Regions from separate parts of the Homo sapiens genome. Here all the other regions are linked to region 1. Evidence: chromatin contacts called from ENCODE Hi-C or POLR2A ChIA-PET data. All regions are on one chromosome and are shown on one strand. Each heading gives the region's core, a stretch centred on a gene start or an enhancer-like site at or near the end of the contact. The rest is flanking DNA. Distances are from core to core; before and after follow the strand shown. Region 1 overlaps ERC1 (ELKS/RAB6-interacting/CAST family member 1). Region 2 overlaps ERC1 (ELKS/RAB6-interacting/CAST family member 1). Region 3 has its middle 18 kb from the start of LINC00942.

Region 1 (4,912 bases), core at 1,424-3,923:
TCTCCTCTGCCTGCCCCAACATTTCTTCCCTGTCCTGGTGTTGTTCTTCTTTCTGCTCAGTCTCACACGTGCAGGGGTTTCCTGAGGTCTAAGGAGACTGTCCACTGTTCTCTCTTAGATCCTCTGCTTAGCGAAATGTGTTTACCTTTAGCTTTAAAAGGGGGGAGGGTGATAATAACAGCAACTAACTTACTGGGCATTTATTATGGGCCAAGTATTATTCTAAGTGCTTTAGTGATTAACACATTTAATCCACTTTCTTTCAAATTTATTTCTTTTGAGGTAGGTGTTCTTTAAATTTTTTTTTAATCACAGAAAATATCACATGTATAATAACTAGCATAATAACTCTTCTATGTCCCTCATCTAAACATAACCATTATGAAGGTGGATCTACACAATTATAACTCTAGCTTCTTTTTCTACTGAGTTTCAGACTCACATCTTTCCAGTGCCTGATAAACATCTCTTGGTGAATGTTCCCTTTACACATCAAATCATACTGTTCATACTATTTACTGAATTGTTCTTTTCACCCAATAATTAAACAGCTTTTCATGTGATAAAATATTCTTCTAAAATAATTTATAATGGGCTGCATTGTAATCCATTTTATTAATATATTGTAATTTATTTAACTCCAATAGACATTTAGTTTGTTCTCGTTTTCATTACTATAAATATTAATGTATTACATTTTCCCATACATAAATCTTTGCATGTCTATGATTTTCTACTTAAAATTCCCGAGTCAAAGGGTATAGACCTGTGTAAAGCTTTTGACAAGTAACCAGACCATTCTAGAATAGCTGTACTGATATTCAGCCCATAAGCAAGAAATAAGGGTGCCATTTTCCCACTCTCTGAACATACTGGGGACTCCAACAAACCAACCAATCCCAACCTTCCCAGTATGACAGCACTGTTTTCATTCGTAGTTCTTCCCATCTGTAGTGAAGCCAAAAACTGGGGTAAAACATTAAAAAATATATATTTATTGGCCACTTCTTCTGTGAGTTTCCTATTAATGCTCTTTCCAGATCATGTTTCTTCTAATTTAGTTTTTTCTTTCTTTTTTTTCTTTTGAAGAGAAAGAGTCTTGCTCTGTTGCCCAGGCTGGAGTTCAGTGGAGTGATCATAGCTCACTGTAACCTCTAACTCCTGGCCTCAAGTGATCCTCCTGCATCAGCTTCCCGAGTAGCTAGGGCTACAGGAGAGTGCCACCACGCCTGGCTAAGTTTTTTTTTTTTTTTGAGATGGAGTCTTGCTCCGTCGCCCTGGCTGGAGTGTAGTGGCGTGATCTCAGCTCATTGCAATCTCTGCCTCCCGGGTTCATGCCATTCTCCTGCCTCAGCCTCCTGAGTAGCTGGGACCACAGGTGGCCCCAGGCTAATTTTTAAAATATTTTTAGTAGAGACGGGGTTTCACTGTGTTAGCCAGGATGGTCTCGATCTCCTGACCGTGTGATCCACCCACCTCGGCCTCCCAAAGTGCTGGGATTACAGGCATGAGTCACCTTGCCCAGCCTTTTTTTTTTTTTTAAAGAGATGACATCTCACTATGTTGCCCAGGCTGCTCTTCAACTCCTGGCCTTAAGCAATCCTCCCACTTCAGCCTCCCATAATGTTGAAATTACAGGTGTGAGCCACCACATCTAGCCTAGTTTTTTCATTTCCGATATCCTTGTTAACAATCCTAATTCAAGCTCTCATGTTCTACCATCTTGCAATAGCTTCATAACTACTTCAACCCTGGTGTAAGAGTAATCTTTCTAAAATAGGCTGGAACAGTTCCCTCCTCCTCTTCCAACATCTTAAATGATTTCCTTCCTACAAAATAAAAGACTAAGCTTTTTGGCATGGGAGCTACTGCTTCAATTTCATCTCCTGGTACATACCTGCCATTCCCTGTCTTTGCTTTTCCTTTCCTCTCATTCTAGAATGTGGACAATCTTACTTCCTACACATCTTTCTTCTCTATCTTTCTTATCCTTCACGGTTGAGCCCCTTTTCTCTGTAATGCCATCCCTGGTTAGAAGTGTAAACTGCTACAGTATTCATTTTGTCCCCTTTCAATAGTTGGTTTTATGTTTAATTCCCCAACTGTTCTTCAAGCTCCTTGGTGAATTCTTTTTTGTATACCAATATTGCCTCGTAACAAAAGGCCTGCACGTAGCAGACAATCTGAAAATGGTGAATGAAATAAAGGAATAGATATTAATTCTGGGGAAAGGCCTCGATAATGTTCTAAAGAGCTATTTAAGTTCAAATTTGAAGCATGTCCAAACCAAAACAATCTGATGATACAGGCCCTTTGGTAGACAGCAGGGCACATAAACCATACAGTGTAGCACTCCACTGTGTTTAAAGTTCTTAAGGGATGGAATACGGGACAAGTATAGGATACGAAGGTGGCCTCTGGCAGAAATTCTCTGGCTTTTTTGTGTGTTGAATGTTATTAAAATGCATTCTGTTCTTAGTAGCTGTTCCAGCCCTCCCTGAACTCAGAGTAGTAATATGATTTCTAGAGGGACTTGAGCCAAGAATCACAAATGCAAGAGCAACTCAATCTGAATGCTCAAAGCAACACAGGCTGGAAGCGTATGCAGCAGAGGGAAGGGGAGAATGCCTCACCCTACCACTGTGCAGGGAAGAAACGAACGGAGGAAGCTCAGCAGAGCGGGAACATTTCAGAGATGAGGCTCTCCAAGCATATGGCAGACAAAAGCATGGTTACGACTGGCTACAGGGAAAACCACTCAGGCCCCCTTCCCTCTTTGAGTGTTAGGATAACTGCCAGAGAACAAGCTGACAGTCTAAAGAATAAGGAATGCGAGGGGGCTGAATGGAGAAAGAGAAGCAGAGCTGAGGGGCGGGCTGCTTGATTCAGGGAGACTGCCCCAAACATTTACCGCTCAGCACAAGTCATGATTTTAGAACAGAAACAACATTTTCTCTCTAGTAAAGATGTTAGAGAGAGCTACCAGAACTCCGTGAAATAAATTTGTAAAAGAGAAAATACAGTTAAAAGTTCTGTGGACTTGGCCTGATTTCAAGGTAAACAACTCTATTCATAGTCACAAAGCATGAGGTGAAAGGGAGGATGTATTGATGGGTATAAAGAAGGGACGGTTACAAGAGGGGTCAGTGAATGAATTCCTCTGTGGTTGGCAGTGACTCAGATTAATTCCTTTCTGCAGATGGTTTGGTGGAGGGCAGGAAATTATTCAGAAATGCCTAGTTTGGTTTAAGCAGACAAGAATCTAAACTTGAGGTTCTAACAGCTAAGTCCCAGGATGTGTCACAGGCCATGAGGTCTGAGCTGTAATCTGGCATGATGTTCGGAGCCTTTTGGAGCTGACAGATCAAGTGGAAATGGTGCTCGTCCTGGCCAGGTCTGGCCCACAAGCCCCTAACTTGAATCTGCAGGCTTCTTAGGAGATACGAAGACATAAAATAACTTCCTAGTTTGGAATTTCACACAACTGGAATAAATGGAAATGTATTTTGCCGTAAGAGCATCTATTGAATAAGACATAAAACTTACACAGTCAGAGGGATCTGGAATCCCTCTAACCCTCTACAATCCCTCTAAACCTCAATCTTTTTTGCCCAGGGATCTATTTTTCTACAGGCATCTGGTCACTTCTTGACTCTACAGAATCCCTTTAGCACTTAGTACCAGGGAAAACTAAAATTGCTCTTGAAGAATTTATCCTATGTTTATTTCCCACTCATTAAAGTTAACTCCAAAGTCCTCTTTCCTTTCAAGTCTGCACTTGCAGAGACTGTGCAAGTGGGCCGGAAGTGGTAATGGCTGTGAGGCTGCTGTGGGGACTTCTCCTTCTCCCTCCCTGTCCTTTTTTTTTTTTTTTTTTTTGAGATAGAGTCTCACTCTGTCCCCCAGGCTGGAGTGCGGTGGCGAGATCACAGCTCACTGCAGCCTGGAACTCCTGGGCTCAAGTGATCTTCCTGCCTTAGACCGCTGAGTAGCCGGGACTACGGGTGCGCACCATCACACCCAGCTCCCCTTCCTACTTTGTGATGAACTCCCTTGCCAGGCAATGTATGAATTTGTTTTTACAGGAAGGAAAGGCTGTTGCTTAGACCAAAAGTAAATAAGATGTTACTGCTCTCCCATAACTAACTTTGAACAAAATGGCATAATAAAAACGAGAGTTTGGGCCGGGCGCAGTGGCTCACACCTGTAATCCCAGCACTTTGGGAGGCCAAGGTGGGTGGATCACGAGGTCAGGAGTTCAAGACCAGCCTGATCAACATGGTGAAACCCTGTCTCTACTTAAAAAAATACAAAAATTAGCTGGGCATGGTGGTGCGTGCCTGTAATCCTAGCTACTCAGGAAGCTGAGGCAGGAGAACTGCTTGAACCCAGGAGGCGGAGGTTGCAGTGAGCTGAGATCGCACCACTGCACTCCAGCCTGGGCAACAGAGTGAGACTCCTTCTCAGAAAAACAAACAAAAAACAACAAGAGTTTGGCTCCATTCGGGTCTGTCTATCCAAAGTCAAAATTCCACTGCTTAACAATTTGATAGTTCACAGTCATCTCCTCCAGATTCAAGTGGTGATATAAAGGGACTTCCTCCTTTCTTTCCCTCATGATAGAAGATGAGATTCCCTGGATGGGAGGGAAACTCAAGTATGTAATTACTTTCTTGTATTATCAACAACACTTTATGCCTGGCATGTAATAAGTGTTCATTAAGTATTTACTGAGTGAATGCTAGCCATATGCCTTAGGGTAGCTAGATTTATCTTCCTTCCTCCCTCCTTCCCTTCCTTCCTTTTTTCCTTTTCTTTCTCCCTTCCTTCCTTTTCTCTTCTCTTTTTTTTTTTCTTTTGAGACAGGGTTACACTCTGTTGCCCAGGCTGGAGTGCAGTGGTGTGATCACGG
Region 2 (4,912 bases), core at 858-3,357, 52 kb after region 1:
CTAACCCTGTTCTACTCTAAGCAGTAGCATGCTATTCCAACCCCTACTCCCCACAAAAAATTAACAGGCAACTGAACAATAAGAAAAGAAAAAAAAAGGTTCTTAGGTTTTAAGGATTTAAGAAAAAGCTTCTTGAGGTCTCAAGCCACTCTGACATCTCCCTGGCTATGCGTTAGTGAGCTATTATCGACCTGTGGAGTAGAGACAGATTATCTATCTATCTATCTATCTATCTATCTATCTATCTATCTATCTATCGATCTATCTATCTATCTATCATCTATCTATCTATCTATCTATCTATCTATCTATCTATCTATCTATCTATCATCTCAAGCTCTTCTCAAGACACACTTTCAGCAGACGGCTGGGTAGAGAGAATCACAGGCAATTACTTCAGTGTTTATTTCTTTTTCAAAGGTCAAAACCATTTTTAGTTTGTTTACTTCTAGGGATGAAGAAACAAGAGGAAAAGGGAGGATGACAGTGAGCTTCCTAAGGCTGCCTGGGTCTCTCCTGTCTTCCTGGTTAAGACACCACTGCCTTGAGGATCTTTAGAATTAAGAAAAACTACTCTTTTTTGCTTTTTTCCCAATGGTTCTTTTAGAGACATAAGAGACTACTCTTTTTAAATCGTGATATGAAGAAACCACTTTGTTTTAAACAGCTAAAGAACAGAATAGAATTGTACTTGTGTTGGTATACAGAGAATGAGCTTTGGTTCAAGCAAATATCAGGAAAGCAGTAAAACTGTAGCCAAAGGTCATAAGGTGTCGTATTTATGAAGCTGTCCTTCCTGACCTGCTCTAATTCTTCTATTACCCCTCTATTGAAAACACCTGACATTGTATGTTCAATCATTAGTTTTTTCTCTAAAGATTTAAGGTAGATTGCCTACTCATTCATTATGTCATTATGAGCTGCTTCTTCCTTCAATATTAGTTATTAGAAGGCTAGGACCAACGCTCAGTCAACCTTGGAGGTAACTAACTTCCTGAAGTGAGTACTATTTTATCCACAGCATCTCATCCACACTGAGACTTAGAAAATAGATTATTAAAAAAGAAACATACACACACACACACACGTACATACACACACGAAACCATATTATCTGGCAATCTGCCACCCAGAAAATACTAAAATTCAATATTCAACAAGTATTCATTGAATACCTATTACTTGTTTAACAATATTTACATCTACCTTTACTGTTACTTTGTAGTGCCCCTTGCTGATTTAAGACAGATAAAGTAGATTTCAAGACAAATGATATTTCTGAAAATCAAAAGGGATGTTTCACAGTGGTAAGAAGGCCAGTTTATCAGGAGTATATAACAATCATAAATGAGTCTGCAAACACAGCCAGAGCTTCAAAATACAATGTAAAACCTGAAATAATTCAAAGGACAAGCAGAAAAATCTCCGATTTTTGTTGGAGATTTGAATGCTTCTTTCTCTGCAATTAACAGACCTCTCCCTCTACAAAAATTCAGTGAAGACAGGGAGGATCTGACAGACTCTATCAACCACCTGACCCAGTTGATACTTACAGAACACTGTATGTGACAATTAAAGAATACCATTCCTTTAAGAGCACAAGTTATGTTCACTAAGATGGATCATGTTTTGGGCCATAAAACAACAGTCTCAAAAATGTAAAATAATTAAGACAATACAATGTATGGTTTGTGATCACAGTGAGATTAAACAGCTGTTAAAAGATAAACAAAGGCACGTTAAAATTTTAAAGAGTTTATTTGAGCAGACAACAATTCGTTAATCAGGCAGCCTTAGGCCATAAGTGGTGGGGGGTTCTGATGAAGAGACTGGTAGAAGACTTTTGTAAGGTGAAAGCAGAAGCAAGGTAAAGAAAATCTCTTATTGGTTAAAGTGGGGCAGTAATGTTTTTTGGATCATTCCAGTGGAAAGTCCCTGGTTAGAGGTTGGCCAGGCAGTTCCTGATCGGTTAAACTTGAGTATTGGAAAGCCCCTAGGTAGGGGGTTAGTTGGTGGTTTCTGATTGGCCTAGAATATGACTGTTTACAAAGAGTTGGGTTTCAGTTTGTTTATGTAGGAACTCAGGGCATTGGAGCTGCCTTAGCCTAACGGCCTCCCAACCAAAATTACGCTGAGTTTGAAATAGGTACATGAAAAAATGCTGAGCATCACTAATCATTTGCATGCAAATGCAAACCATGAGATACCATCACACACCAATCAAAATCGCTATTATTTAAAAACCCCAAAAAACAAAAAATAACAAATGCTGGAGAGGATGTGGAGAAAAGGGAACTCTTACACAGTGTTTGTGGCAATGTAAATTAGAACAGCCATTACAGAAAACAGCATGGAGGGTTTTCAGCAAACTAAAATAGAACTATCATACAATCCAGCTATGATACCACTAGGTATATATCCAAAGGAAAGGAAATCAGTAATCAAAGAGATCACTGTACTCCCATGTTTAGTGCAGCACTATTTACAACTGCCAAGATATGGAACTAACCTAAGTATCCATCAACAGACGAATGGATAAATGTGGCAAATATCTATACAATGCAATGCTATTTAGTGATTAAAAAAAAAAAGAATGAAATTCTGTCATTTTAGCAACACAGATGAGCTGGGAGGACAATATGTTAAGTGAAAAAGTCAGGCACAGAGAGATAAATACCATACTTTCTCATTCATGTATGGAAGCTTAAAAGGTTGATCTCATACAAACAGAGAGTAGAATAGTGATTACTAGAGGCCAGGAAGGGTAGGGGGAAGGGGAAAGCCAGGGGTGGGTTAATGAATATAAAATTGCTTTTGCAAGAATTATAAAAGTGAGAAAAATCTAACCTGACTCCATCTTGCTTCTAACGTCACAAGCTCACTCCCCTGCTCATTCCTGGGCATAGGCCAAGCTAACTATGGGAGGAATTTAGCTTATAGTTTAACTTTGAAGCAAAAATGATAATAGTCCCTCTGCAAGCTGACCCCCACGGGGGACTGAAACCATCTCTGTAAGACAAATGAAAGGCCACAAGGTTAGGATTATGGGAAAAGACTGAATTCTGCTAAGATGTAGGTGTAGTTAAATGATAACCAGCCATTGTTCCCTAGCTTATTTTGCCAGGCTGGAGTGCAATGGCATGATCTCGGCTTACTACAACCTCTGCCTCCCTGGTTCAAGCAATTCTCCTGCCTCAGCTTCCCAAGTAGCTGGGACTACAGGCACGCACCACCATACCCAGCTAATTTTTTTTTTTTTTTGTATTTTTAGTAGAGATGGGGTTTCACCATGTTGGCCAGGATGGTCTCGATCTCCTGACCTCATGATCCACCTGCCTCAGCCTCCCAAAGTGTTGGGATTACAGGCGTGAGCCACTGTGCGCAGCCCGTTCCCTAGCTTACTTTTCTAAAATTGCTTACTCATCAAGAGTCATGTAGCTGGAGGTTACAAAATTTGTAACTTCCCCAATTACTCCTATAGATAACATCACTGTTGTAAAACCTAAGATTGGTCTTTAAGATATTTTTCAGACTTTTGCATTCTGGCAACCAACTGACTCCACTCGGACCTGTTACTCATACCAAGGAACTGACTCAACCGGTCTTGTGACCCCCACCTAGAAACTGATTTAGTGTATGAAGATAGCTTTTGACACCTCTATGATCGCAACCCCAACCAATCAGCAGTACCCGTTCCTTAGCCCTCAGCCTGCTAAATTATCCTGGAAGACCCTAGCCTCTGAGTTCTTGGGGAGGAAGATTTGAGAAATATCTCTCGTCCTCTGATCAGCTGCCTTGAGATAATTAAACCCTTTCTCTACTGCAATGCTGCTGTCTCAGTGTATTGGCTTTTCTGTGCAGTGGGTGAGAAGAATCCGCTGAGCGAGTAAAAGCACAGGTAGATGGGAGGAACAAGTTCTAATGTTCCATAGCACTATAAGGTGACTATAATTAACAACAATTTGTTATGTATTTTTCAATAGCTAGAAGAGTGAATATTAAATGTTCCCAACACAAAGAAATGATGTCTGAGGTGACAGATATGCTAATTACTGATTTGAGTATTATACATTATACACATTTATCAAAATATCACTGTACCCTATAAACATAAAATTATTAGATGTCAATTTAAAAATAATAATAAAGGAAAAGATTTAAATACAATAATAGAATGCTTTATAATTAACCCCCCCCCCCCCCAAACCAAAACCAAACAAACAAACAAAAATACTGGGCTTGGGGAAGTAAACCAATAAATGCACACCCTTGCACTCCACACACTGTTCTTCTCACAAAGAAATACACTCATTTTGTAAAGAGTTCCAGATAACTCTCCTGTAGGGTTTTGCTTAAAAGTTTAACCTCGGCCAGGCATGGTGGCTCATGCCTGTAATCCCAGCACTTTGGGGGGCCGAGGTGGGTGGATCATGAGGTCAAGAGATCAAGACCATCCTGGCTAACATGGTGAAGCCCCATCTCTACTAAAAATACAAAACATCAGCCAGGCGTGGTGGCAGGTGCCTGTAGTCCCAGCTACTCGGGAGGCTAAGGCAGGAGAACAGTGTGAACTCGGGAGGCAGAGCTTGTAGCGAGCCGAGATTGTGCCACTGCACTACAGCCTGGGTGACAGAGCGAGACTCCGTCTCAAAATAAATAAACAAATAAATAAATAAAATAAAAAAAAGTTTAACCTCACAAAGCAAAACAACTTTTTTTTTAAAGGAAAAATCTCATTTAATTGATGTTGGGAAATTATTTAAGTCAGTCCCTGGTTCAGAGTATTTTTCTGGATCCAATTTCTAAAAGATGGTCTCCAAATTTGTATCTCTATTGAATGAAAAGTGCTTCAATTCATTAAAAAGTTAAGTTTGTAGCTGTTAAGTTGCCTAAATATTCAGTCTTTGTAAAA
Region 3 (4,912 bases), core at 656-3,155, 44 kb before region 1:
AAAAAAATTAGCCGGGCCTGACGGTGCACGCCTGTAGTCCCAGCTACTCCGGAGGCTGAGGCAGGAGGCAGAGGTTGCAGTGAGCTGAGATCGCGCCACTGCACTCCAGCCTGGCGACAGAGCGAGACTCCATTTAAAAATAAAATAATAATAATAAAAAAGCAGTCAGCTTTAATGCTAATTAGACCCTAACATTCCTCCATTCCTAGAAGTCCTCTCCAAGACTTCATGCATTGGCCATAATAAAGAAGGTGAGGGCCAGCCATGGTGGCTCATGCTTTTAGTCCCAGCTACTTAGGAGGCTGAGGCAGGAGGATCACTTGAGCCCGGGAGATGAAGGCTGCAGTGAGCTATGATCATGCCACTGCACTGCAGCCAGGTGACAGAGCGAGACTCTATCTCTAAAAAGACGTAATAAATAAATAAAGAGGATGATATAGACAAAGGTGATTACCGAAGAGATGGAAATTATATCCAGTGACTTTTTGCATTTCATGTTTCAAATTATGAGCCTTGAACGCCTTTGTGTTCTGACAGAAGAATGAACAGATAAATACCGTAGGTCTGTATAGGCTTAGAAAGGTATTGGAGGTGCTGATTTTCGTGCCCCAAACCTGAGTCGATAGGAGAGTAACAGATAAGGAGAGAACAGGGCAAGAAGGAACTAGCCTGGGAGAGAGAAGCACCATCTAGTCACTTTGTCCTCCTGCAAAGTACTGATGATCTCTTGTACACGCATACTCCTATGTCCCCCTCCCCTCAGCTTTTTTTTTTTTTTTTTTTTTTTTTGAGGCAGGGTCTCACTCTGTTACAGCCCAGGCTGGAGTGCAGTGGCATGATCTTGGCTCACTGCAACCTCTGTCTCCTGGGTTCAAGTGATTCTCGTGCCTCAGCCTCCCAAACTGCTGGGATTACAAATATGCACCACCACACCTGGCTAATTTTTTGTGTTTTTAGTAGAGACTGGGTTTCACCATGTTTCACCATGTTGGCTAGGCTGGTCTCGAACTCTTGGCCTCAACTGATCTGCCTGCCCTCAACCTCCCAAAGTGTTGGGATTACAGGTGTGAGCCACTGTGCCCAGGCCCTCTTCCCCCACTTTTAATTTTCCTTTTGCCTTTCTTGTAGCTTGATAACATGACCTGTATCCCCACCTGCCTGTTTTATTCTTGGGCTGACATTTGTGGTGCATTTTAAGCTGGAATTTCTGGAAACAGAAAGCTACAAGATCCACAGCAAAAGCTACAAAATGCAGTGGTGGAATTTCAGGCACCAGGGCATCGCACGGAGGAGACATTCCAGGGCCCCAGAGTGGGTGGGGAAGCTGCTGAGATCCTGAGAGCCTTCCAGTACCTTCAGACCCCACCACCCTGGCAGCAGCCTGCCCAGAGTCCACTCCCTTGGGCGACTCTGCTTAGGGCTCCCCCATCATCTAGCCGGTGGCAGGCAGCCAGGAGCTACTCGCCTTCTTTAATTTAAATGTACATCTGGGTTTGCAGTAAGTTACAGGGACAAGGGTCTCCAGGAGTGGACCAGGGAAGGCCCTGCCCAGGTAACCAAGCCCATGTCAAGCAATCCACAGTCCTCAGGATTCTTCCTCCATGGGTGGGGTTTTGATTGTGTGTTTTAAAGATGCCTTCATTGTAACAATTAAAGGATCAGAATAAATCTGACCACAATCAGTACTTTAAAACCTTCTTGCTTTGCACTTAGAGAACCCTTGGCATGGCCCTGCTTGCCACAGTGACTGACAACAGTGACCCAGACAGACAGAGGACACTCACTCGCTACAAATGCTGAGCACATAAATATTTACTTAGGCACAAGCAATGGCCTGAGTGCCTTTTATGCGGTGGGGAGACAGGAATGAATCATGCAGGTTGGCAGCTGGAACAAGACGGGGAGAGGAAGGGGAGTCTCTTCTCTGGGGAGCAGCTGTCTTAAGAGCTGCCAGAAATAGGAGAGGGAGGACTGGAGCTGGGGGAACTTGAACATGGAGAGCCCTGAGAGGATGCGAGAGAGGACGACCGGTGGGCAGCCCTGGGAGGACCCCACCTCTGCCTGGGAGGAGCCTCAGGCTGTTGTCTGCCAGCCAGTGCCAAGGGCTGGAGGGGCCCCGGCGGAGTCTCACCACTGTTTGGAACGAAGAGTAGTAGAATCCCAGCCCTGCTCCCAGAGGGCGGAGGACGGGAGGCAGGGACGAGCACACCTGGTGAGGCGGGGTTCACCACGGGGCCCCACGGAACTGCCAGGGGCCTGCAGTTCTGCCCTACCCAGTCCTGGGCTCCAGAAGCCATCTGCCAAGACGGTGGGCTGGGTGTGCACCGTGCTGCAGGGGTGTGTCTTCTCCCACGCCAGGAGCACCGTCACCCCTGTTCACACCCCGCCCCCAGCCTAGACCTGGTTTTTCCTACAAATCCCCACCGAGACGTTATCTTCCATCTCACTGGGGTCAAGGAGTGGCTGACTGCCCGGTAGCAACAAAGGACGTTTTGAGCCGCGGAATCCACAGGTATCAACTTGGATCCTGGGGCTGGGAACGGAAGTCCCAACACCAGGTAGGGGGTAGCCCGTGGACATGCAGGAGGCAGCCCCAGAACCAGGGAGGGGGCGGCACCAGGACAAGGTGGGGGCAGCCCAGTGTGCATCCCTTCCTGTCTAACCCTTCGTCACTCGGCTGGTCCACCAACAAGAACTGCTTAACCTGGGGCTGATTCTGTGACTCCCCATTTGACCACTTCTCTGCCCTAGAGGGCAGCTGAGAGAGAAGGAAGGAAGGAAGTAGATTCTCTTTGGTCCTTGTTCCCGGCTTGGGTAAGAGAAAGGAGGTGTTCGCTCCTCCTGAGCCAGGCCCTGGCCACCCCCTTTCTGCTGTCCCTCAGTAGACACCTGCACTGTGATCCTAGGCATGGTGGCTGTGGTGGAGGTGGAGGTGACGGGGTCATGGGAGGGAACATCTCCAGCACAATGCAGCTTTAAAACCACTGCCTCTGCAGCACGGACTCTGGAGTCCAGCTCCCAGGAAAAGCTTCAGATTAGGATATTTCTATTGTTACTACATGTAGGCACTTTGTCAGTTGCACTGTAGCTTTTCTATACTGTACTGGCATGGGGTGTGAGGAAGTTACGTGCAGGGACAGCAGCTCCCACCCAGGACTAACTTCTGCAGGAGAATTATGATAGCATCAGGAAAACAACAGTCATAATCCATTCTAATTGAGAGGTTATGGTGTACTAAGGAATTTAATCCTTACAGCAACACGATGAGGTTGACTCTGTTATCCCATTTCACAGATGAGAAAACTGAGGCTTAAAGAGGCCAAATTACCTCCCACAATCACACAACTAGCAGGAGTCCAGGTCAGGCTTCACACCCAGTTGTAGAAAAGCCTGTCGGGAGAGAAATCGGGAGACCCTTGCTGCTGTTTAGGCCAAATTCTGCCTCCACCTACCACAAACTGGGAATTGGTTCTTTATTCCTACTTTTCAGAGCCTACCTTCCTACAATTACTCAGGACAGGAAATCTACCATGCTGGCCCTAATTCTATAAATAGTGGAAGAGGATGCATTGGCTGGAAAGCTTGAGAGAAATGTATAAGACGAAGTGCTTTTTATTTAATCTGTTCAAGTTCACAGTGAGGCAGGAAACCAATTTTCCCCAAACTGAGAACTGAGGAAAGGGCCATCCTTTGATTCTTACCTCCCTTTCTCACCCCTGTGGCCAGAGAGGTGTTGCTTTTAATAAAGCAATTTCCAGGTGGTGCTTGGAACTCCACAGAACAAAAACCCACGAGAAATGGCTTGGGGGGTGGGGGCTGCCATTTCCTTCATTTTTCTCTGTTTTCCTTTACTTCCACCAAGCTAGAGATCACAAAACAAGCCAGAGACCCCACCAAATCCCAGGGTGGGGAGCTCCCCCTAGTGGCCCAGTGGGTCCCCCTGTAGACCCCCCTGGGGTCTTGACGAAAGAAGGGAAAGGAGCAGATGTTTGAACAAGTCTAGAGTCTTGTATAAGAGAGAATGATCCACTCCTGGGCATACACCCAAAGAATAGGGCAGGGACTCAAAGAGATATTTGTACAGCCATCCATAACAACGTTATTCACAGTGGCCAAACAATCCAAGTGTCCATCAGTGGATGAGTGCATAAACAAAAATGTGGTATAACCACACAATGAAATATTATTCAGTCTTAAAAAGGAATGAAATTCTGCCACAGGCCACAACATGGATGATCCTGAGACATTATGCTAAGTGAAGTAGTCAGACACCCAAGGACAAAAACTGCATAATTCTACTTATATGAGGTACTCAGAGTAGTCAAACTCAGAGATACAGAAAGTAGAATGGTGGTGGCCGAAGACCTGGGGGAGAAGGGAATGGAGAGTTATGGTTTAATAGATACAGAATTCCAGTTGGGGATGATTAAAAATTTGGGAGCTGGTGGTTGCACAACAATATGTGTATACTTAATGCCACTGAATTATACACTTAAAAATTGCTAACATGCTAATTTTATGTTATGTATCTTTTATCAAACACAAAAAATAAAAATAAAAAAGAGAAAATAGTTCCACCAATTTTTGTGGAAAAAGCACATCTTTTTCCAGGTTTCTAGAAATTTTGCCAAATCACTCAATTTAGGTTGAAATTCTGTGTATTTAGTCTCAGCCTAGAATGAAATCTAGGGTAAATATTGTATTGAAATTTATTTCATTTAGGAGAATAAAATGTGGTCTTAGACTGGGCGTGGTGGCTAACACCTGTAATTCCAGCAATTTGGGAAATTTGGGAGGCAAAGGTGGGTGCATCACTTGAGAGCAGGAGTTCGAGACCAGCCTGGCCAACATGGTGAAACCCTGTCTCTACTAAAAATACAAAAAAAAAAAAAAAAAAAAAAAATTTAGCCTG

Evidence for each region. Hi-C counts contacts between places; a loop is a spot of excess contacts on that map. ChIA-PET counts read pairs that join two places held with the same protein, here RNA polymerase II (POLR2A). Pooled maps may share reads with other maps.
Region 2: a map of vagina shows a loop between it and region 1 (2.1-fold over the local background). The contact joins two enhancer-like sites. A Hi-C loop is called at or near these places in 3 of 168 maps with a recorded cell type or tissue (ascending aorta, astrocyte of the cerebellum and vagina) and 2 of 50 pooled maps. POLR2A ChIA-PET finds 5 or more read pairs at or near these places in 5 of 52 experiments (AG04450, H1, WTC11 and 2 more).
Region 3: a map of PC-9 shows a loop between it and region 1 (8-fold over the local background). The contact joins two enhancer-like sites. A Hi-C loop is called at or near these places in 4 of 168 maps with a recorded cell type or tissue (HepG2, PC-9, chondrocyte and 1 more), 1 of 37 single-sample maps with no recorded cell type and 4 of 50 pooled maps. POLR2A ChIA-PET finds 5 or more read pairs at or near these places in 7 of 52 experiments (AG04449, AG04450, BJ and 4 more).

What each region holds. Positions count from the first base shown.
Region 1 is chr12:1,472,597-1,477,508 of GRCh38, reverse strand. The region is part of intron 18 of ERC1 (ELKS/RAB6-interacting/CAST family member 1); the gene reads right to left. Among named protein-coding and RNA genes, the nearest start is that of LINC00942, 25 kb to the left of the region's middle. RefSeq lists an enhancer at 3,998-4,067. Within about 2 kb of position 2,673, at least 11 of the 41 ENCODE cell types and tissues checked have a DNase peak (open chromatin) inside an H3K27ac peak, as active enhancers do.
Region 2 is chr12:1,420,211-1,425,122 of GRCh38, reverse strand. The region is part of intron 17 of ERC1 (ELKS/RAB6-interacting/CAST family member 1); the gene reads right to left. Among named protein-coding and RNA genes, the nearest start is that of LINC00942, 78 kb to the left of the region's middle. RefSeq lists an enhancer at 1,877-1,926. Within about 2 kb of position 2,107, at least 2 of the 41 ENCODE cell types and tissues checked have a DNase peak (open chromatin) inside an H3K27ac peak, as active enhancers do.
Region 3 is chr12:1,516,329-1,521,240 of GRCh38, reverse strand. No RefSeq gene overlaps it. Among named protein-coding and RNA genes, the nearest start is that of LINC00942, 18 kb to the right of the region's middle. Within about 2 kb of position 1,905, at least 2 of the 41 ENCODE cell types and tissues checked have a DNase peak (open chromatin) inside an H3K27ac peak, as active enhancers do.